Linked DNA regions of Homo sapiens: region 1 is linked to region 2. A link is a contact called in ENCODE Hi-C data. All regions are on one chromosome and are shown on one strand. Each heading gives the region's core, a stretch centred on a gene start or an enhancer-like site at or near the end of the contact. The rest is flanking DNA. Distances are from core to core; before and after follow the strand shown. Region 1 holds the start of NRM (nurim). Region 2 overlaps HCG27 (HLA complex group 27).

The links. Hi-C counts contacts between places; a loop is a spot of excess contacts on that map. Pooled maps may share reads with other maps.
Region 1: a map with no recorded cell type shows a loop between it and region 2 (4-fold over the local background). The contact joins the promoter of NRM here to the enhancer-like site in region 2. A Hi-C loop is called at or near these places in 1 of 168 maps with a recorded cell type or tissue (gastrocnemius medialis), 3 of 37 single-sample maps with no recorded cell type and 9 of 50 pooled maps.

What each region holds. Positions count from the first base shown.
Region 1 is chr6:30,688,745-30,692,398 of GRCh38, reverse strand. NRM (nurim) reads left to right here and starts at 1,415. Exons shown (of 4, transcript NM_001384369.1): 1 at 1,415-1,557; 2 at 2,156-2,352; 3 at 2,947-3,123; 4 at 3,457-3,654. The coding sequence starts at 1,425.
Region 2 is chr6:31,202,539-31,205,914 of GRCh38, reverse strand. HCG27 (HLA complex group 27) reads right to left here. Exons shown (of 2, transcript NR_026791.1): 2 at 1,947-3,376. Among named protein-coding and RNA genes, the nearest start is that of HCG27, 6.5 kb to the right of the region's middle. RefSeq lists enhancers at 1-559, 560-1,279, 1,280-1,999, 2,000-2,720, 2,879-3,376. Within about 2 kb of position 1,839, at least 33 of the 41 ENCODE cell types and tissues checked have a DNase peak (open chromatin) inside an H3K27ac peak, as active enhancers do; they include gastrocnemius medialis, where a contact is called at or near this core.

The DNA.
Region 1 (3,654 bases), core at 166-2,665, 510 kb after region 2:
TAGCACAGTGAAATTAGGATAATTTGGGGGAGAGTTTAATAAAGTGATAATTACAAAGAAGTAGGCAGGGTGTAGGGAAATCAGAAAGAATAGTGCAGTGCCTTAGTACCCACAGCTCTGTTGTGATCACCTCCAAGCTCAAAAAGATGAGGACAGAGCAGTCGTGTAGAGAGGACTTTCTTTTTTTTTTTTTCTTTTCTTTTTTTTTTTTTTTTTTTTTGAGATGGAGTCTTGCTCTGTCGCCCAGGCTGGAGTGCAGTGGCGCGATCTCGGCTCACTGCAAGCTCTGCCTCCCGGGTTCACGCCATTCTTCTGCCTCAGCCTCCTGAGCAGCTGTGACTACAAGCGCCCGCCACCGCGCCCGGCTAATTTTTTTTGTATTTTTAGTAGAGACGGGGTTTCACCGTGGTCTCGATCTCCTGACCTCGTGATCCACCCGCCTCGGCCTCCCAAACTGCTGGGATTACAGGCGTGAGCCACCGCGCCCGGCGAGAGGACTTTCTCAATAAAAACTGTGACTTTCATTGATACCGTCCATTTGGGACAACTTACTGAAGCAGAAAGCAGGGTGGAGACTGAATTCAAGGGAAAACATAAGATGTCTGGTACAGCATACAACAGCATTGATTCAGAGGAGGGTGGGAGTACTGAGCCCAGGAGACGGAGAAGGAATGTAAAGCCTGCGAGAGGCTGCTCAGCAATTATCTGGTCCCTTAGCCTACAGGATTAGCAGCTTCCTAACTCAGGCAATTATCTCTCTGGACCTGTTTCTTCTATCTATAAGTTGATGGAATTAGTCTAATGATATCTAAGGTCCCTACTATGTGTACGTCTACTGTGACAAGGTCCTTAGCTGCATGATCTTTAATTCTGACAAAGGTTACTATCACAAATATTTTAACATGTTTATTCTCGTGGTTACTAATCAACAATCTCTGGCACTATTACAACAAACCTTTCAGTATTTACAGAGAAGTTATTTGCCATTCTTAGCAACTGGCCAGTCAACAACTCAACTTTATAGTAAGTTACAGAATTTATTCTGTATATTGTATTCTGTACAATGTATTCCATACATTAATTTATTTTGTGGTAAAACAGTAACTTTTCATTTTAGATGGGAAAACTAGACGAGCTGAGATTCAACCCACGTGAGCGGCTGCAGAGCCGCTACCCTTAACAGCTCTCTCTCGGGATTCTAACATTCCCTTCTGTGACGGAGAGACAGCAGGCCGGGACACGCATCCCAGGACGGATCCACAGCTGGATGGGGAAGGCTGCGCCAGGCGGGCCGGAAGCCTGGCGGTGGCGTGCAGGAGCCCCGCCCTCCTGGGCTGGATTCAGCCGGGGGCGGGGCCGCGGGCGGGGCCTGTGGCAGCGGGAATCCCGACCCCGCCCCTTTCCCCACCCCTCCATTTCTCGCCATGGCCCCTGCACTGCTCCTGATCCCTGCTGCCCTCGCCTCTTTCATCCTGGCCTTTGGCACCGGAGTGGAGTTCGTGCGCTTTACCTCCCTTCGGCCACTTCTTGGAGGGATCCCGGAGTCTGGTGGTCCGGGTGAGCGGGAGGGATCGAGGATGAACTGGGAGGAGGAAGGTGGAGCCGTAGGAGAGGGATTGAGGGCGGGGCTTGGAAACAAATGACAGGGGAAGTCCAAGAGAGGGAACTCGAACCTTGAAAGCGGCCGAGAAGCTACAGGGGAGGGAGACCTGAGTTCTAAATTAGGAACTCAAGGATTAGAGTTTTGGAGAGGCGGGAGAGTGAGGACTGAGGGAGCCGAAAAGGGCGGTGACCGGAGTATTCTAAGTAAAGTGTTTTGTAGAGAGGACTGTTGAGAGGAGAGTGTTAAAAAGAAGGAGCATTTGGAGAACCGAAGTAAGAGGGGCAATCCAGCGTGGCCTCTCCAGCCATGCTTTTTGCAACTGCCTAACATGTGGTGTTCTATAAATCCTCTTCCCCAGGTTTGCAGGAGGCCTAGGGAAGAGGGCAGAAACTAGGGATGGAAAAGTGAGATGGGCACAGCCTAGAGAGGAAGCATTAAGGCTCTTGAAAGCAGTAAGGGACATGGCCTGGGGATCCAAGAGGAGATGAGGGTGGGGGAAACATTCTGCCACTGTTTCGATCTTTTGTCTCTTTTTCCCTCAACTTCCTGTAGATGCCCGCCAGGGATGGCTGGCTGCCCTGCAGGACCGCAGCATCCTTGCCCCCCTGGCATGGGATCTGGGGCTCCTGCTTCTATTTGTTGGGCAGCACAGCCTCATGGCAGCTGAAAGAGTGAAGGCATGGACATCCCGGTACTTTGGGGTCCTTCAGAGGTCACTGTATGTGGCCTGCACTGCCCTGGCCTTGCAGGTATGAGGCCCTGGCCTTGCAGGTATGAAATCCTGGCAGTTGAGTCCCCAAGGGAGACCAAGTGTGGGAGGGGTGCCGTGGATTGGAGGGGCAAAATATGGGTTCAGGAGGAGAATTGAGGAACTAATCTCAGCTTCCATTCCTCCACAGCACATATCCTACTTTTTATCAAGAAGGGTGTACTTGTCCTTCCCTAAGCACAAGATATGCTTCTCACCTCTGCAACTTTGTTTATGTCCTGCTTGAGATCCCTTCTCTTCAGTCCTACCCTTTCTTCAAAACCACTTCCCTAGGTCTGAAGAGAAGGCCTTGTCTGTCTTTTCACTGGGTGGTTGGCACAGGCTACTACTTTGCGTAGCTATCAGGTCACCCCATCTATTCTATAAGTTCTCAGGGTAGAGACAGGCCATCCTTACATCTTTGGGACCTCACCCAGCACGCACCCTCCACATGGTGAATATTTGGTGGTGATGCTTAGGAGAGAGGTGGGGGAGAGTTGCAGGCTAGCCTGTGGTGGGGGCAGATCTGGGTCTGGGTCTCCCAAGGTCGGGCAGACTAGGCCACTGGGATACCCAGCCCCTTATCCTTCCACAGCTGGTGATGCGGTACTGGGAGCCCATACCCAAAGGCCCTGTGTTGTGGGAGGCTCGGGCTGAGCCATGGGCCACCTGGGTGCCGCTCCTCTGCTTTGTGCTCCATGTCATCTCCTGGCTCCTCATCTTTAGCATCCTTCTCGTCTTTGACTATGCTGAGCTCATGGGCCTCAAACAGGTGAGGCTCCGAGATCCCTACCTATGACCTCTGACCCATTTTAGAACTCCTCGTTCCCTTTCAAGGGTTTCCCTCCTCCCATGCTCTTCTACTGTCTCCCTGCTTCTCCCTCGTGGCCCTTCCCTTTGACTTTCCCTCGTAAGGGCAGCAAGCATGGGCCTCCTGGGCCTGGGGAAGGTACATGGATCAGAAGTCAGGATCAGGGATCCAAGTCTCAGAAGGGGGGTTCCTGGGCCTGAGTTCTAGAAGGGTGGTGCCTGGAAGAGGAGGAAAGAAGTGCCCAAGATGAGAAAAGGGCTTGACTCCATTTCTAAGCTCTTCTCCCTCTCTTAGGTATACTACCATGTGCTGGGGCTGGGCGAGCCTCTGGCCCTGAAGTCTCCCCGGGCTCTCAGACTCTTCTCCCACCTGCGCCACCCAGTGTGTGTGGAGCTGCTGACAGTGCTGTGGGTGGTGCCTACCCTGGGCACGGACCGTCTCCTCCTTGCTTTCCTCCTTACCCTCTACCTGGGCCTGGCTCACGGGCTTGAT
Region 2 (3,376 bases), core at 590-3,089:
CAGCTTCACAAACTTCCTGTCAAGGAGGGCCACAGTGAACTAGATCTACTTGGTGTGAACTTTGAAGTCCTCACCTCTGCTTGTCACCTATCAGGCTATCAGGATGAACTGATAAATCAGCTGAAGGGAGCAAAGTCACAGTGCGTGAGAATTGTTTTGGAGATTTGTAAGTGGAAGAATGAGAGGAAAGGGAGAGACTCAGTGATGGAAAAGAAAACCTTAAGCCTTAAAGTGGTGAGGATTGTATCAATAGTTTTACTCTTTGGCAATTGTTTATTATATTTATTTAAAAAAAATTTTTTTTTGAGACGGAGTTTTGCTCTTGTTGCCCAGGCTGGAGTGCAATGGCATAATCTCGGCTTACTGCAACCTCCGCCTCCTGGTTCAAGCAATTCTCCTGCCTCAGCCTCCCGAGTAGCTGGGATTACAGGAATGTGCCGCCATGCCCAGCTAATTTTGTATTTTTAGTAGAGATGGGGTTTCTCCATGTTGGTCAGGCTGGTCTCAAAATCCCAACCTCAGGTGATCTGCCCACCTCGGCCTCGCAAAGTGCTGAGATTACAGGTGTAAGCCATCGCACCCACCTATTATCTTTTAATTTATACAGTTTCAAAATATTCCAATGTTTAGTATATACCCTAGAGGTGTTTCAGTGACAGTAGAGGAGGTGGCTTTCTAGGTAACAAGAGAATCCTGCAACCACAGAAACATGTACCAAAATCCAGGAGGTCATCGGCATCCCTGTGAGCTAAGCCGGACGATGGAGTCCAGGGTGTTCCCTTGAATCCCCATGAAACTGAGGCCCTAGGAGGTCATGGGCATTTGCCATGCACCATTCTAGGTCTCACTGGTGCTGGACGTCTCCAAGCTGAACTGAAGTGATCTCTGCTGCCAGCCGGGGAGCCTGGATGTCTCACCAACAAGCCCTTCCTTATTTCACTGATCTGCCATTTTTAATGTCCAGTCATCATGCTTGGAATGCCTGGTTATAGTCCCCATGACTACACATCCATGTGGCCACACATCCTGCACTCAACATGGATGGCCTCTTGGAACGTCTCCTGTTCTCAGAGGAGACGTTCAGAACACACTCCTCTGAGACTCAGAGGAGTCTCAGAACACACAGAGCCTGGAGGAATGGGGACTGTTGGCAAAAGTAGATCTAATGTGTCCCTCAAGGTGAACAAAAATCTTTGAAGAGATTACTTGATTAACAAACAAGTGCTGGGCGCGGTGGCTCATGTCTGTAATCCCAGCACTTTGGGAGGCCAAGGTGGGCTGATCATAAGGTCAGGAGTTCGAGACCAGCTGAGCCAGTATGGTGAGACCCCGACTCTATTGAAAATACAAAAATTAGCCGGGCGTGATGGTGCACGCCTGTAATCCCAGCTACTTGGGAGGCTGAGGCAGGAGAATCGCTTGAGCCCAGGAGGTGGAGGTTGCAGTGAGCCGAGATAGAGCCACTGCACTCCAGTCTGGGTGACAGAGTGAGACTCTTGTCTCAAAAAAAAAAAAAAAAAAAAAGTTACAATAGCCAGTAAGTACAGATCAGGTGCAGTCCTGGGAGGAACAGCAAAACAAAAAGTGAAACAGAAGCAGCAAAAGTCCCAAGGCTGAATAATCAGGGCGTTCCATCCAAATAAGGTAATTGTAAACACTGTAAAAGCAGCAGCCAAATGGAAAGCAATCACAATTAGTTGCTCAAAGAATGTGAGTGAGTTAAAAGGTCCTCCCCCAAAACCTTAATAGATCTGGGGAAAGCAGTGATAGTCAATCAGGGGTCTCTGGCTGCCATAGTACTCACCAGTAGTGAAGGGAAACTGAAACCAACGAAGCAGACAAACCTCTGAGTCATGGCACCGGAAATGTTGACGGCTGTTGTAATACCTTGGTTCTTGACTTCTTCATTTAAAAGAATTTAAACAAGAAACACGCAGCAAAGGAGATGAAGTACAAAGCAATTTATTACAAAGGAAAAATATTATTTTGAAAGTTAAGTGCAAAATAAACTGTACACCCTGAGAGGATTCAGGGTGGGCTGCTCCTAAGGATGAGACAGCATTGATCACTGCTGGAGAAACTCCCTTTATGGGAGTCTTACATGATTATTCACAGGAGGTGGGTGGGAAGAGGTGTTACTAGCAAGCATGTTCTGGGCGGTCTTCTGGGTGCACGTGTGCAGTAGCTGTACATGCTTGTTCATACATCTCATGACTCATTAGCATCTTAAATCTCCACCCAGGGCTGTGTTTTTTTTCACTATTGTGATGAGCAAAGGGTCAGTCTGAGAACAGGTGGAAATGCACGTGTTCTGTACAGGGTAAACTCCCTATTGGAGATAGCTTTGCTTGAATGAGCTGGACTACAATGTGAATGCTAGAGTTTATTGTGTTGATTGTGTGGTCATCACCAGTCGCTATGTCCCGAGGACATGTTTACTTTTTTCATTACCTATACTTCCTCAATTCCAACACCTGCCTGAGCTTACACAGGCAAATAAATGACTCATTTCAGCACCACCTTAGAGCTTATTCAGTGCAGCCTTTGACATCCCTCAGAGGAGAAGTTTTCCAAGCATGATTTTATTTTGTAAAGCCTCCGTTTTTTCAGCCTGCAGAGCTGAGACATTGATAATTTTATTCTCAAATATTTAGAGACTTTCTTATAAGATTTTCACATCTTGGTAACAAATTTCACTTACAAAATTTGCCAGAATAGGCAAAAGGAAAGAGACAGCAGGAGGGATCACTAAGATTTTTCTTTCCTGTGGAGTATTTTACTGTTCCTGCTTCTCTTTTCACTTTCCTGGGCTTGGGGGAAGGGCAGCTCCCTCGGACCATGAAAGAAAAATGGTAATACGGAAACATCTGTCTTTATCGCCTCCCCCAACCCTTCCACTCTGCTCTGGCTGTGCCCATTCTCCCTCCCACCCCCTGGCCCATAAGCCTTTTCCTTCTCCCAACCTCACCGAGAGCCCAAACTCTCACCTACAGCTGGCTCCTCAGTGGGAACTGAGTCATTACCTGCTAAAGGGTAGAAGAGGAGAGAGAGAGGCCAGAGCCTGGGGATGGGGCAGAAGGTGCGGCAGGAAGGAAGGTTAGAGTGAGAAAAATTTCCAAATAAGGGGTGATGTGTGAGTGCTCAGAGGGTGACTGAGGACATCTCCAGCATTTCCATTGAGGAGGGAGGAAGGAGGGGCCCTTGGGTTCTGGGGCAGATGCCGGCAGGGTCTGGATGAGATGCCCCCAACCTCAACCCTGGTCCTCTGAAAACACTTCACCCAGTCACACTGAGGAGCCCCTCCAGGCCCAGGGGCCCCTCCAGGTAGGCGTATCTCAGCTCCTCTCTGGAAGGACCCCCACAGCTGCCCAGCCCT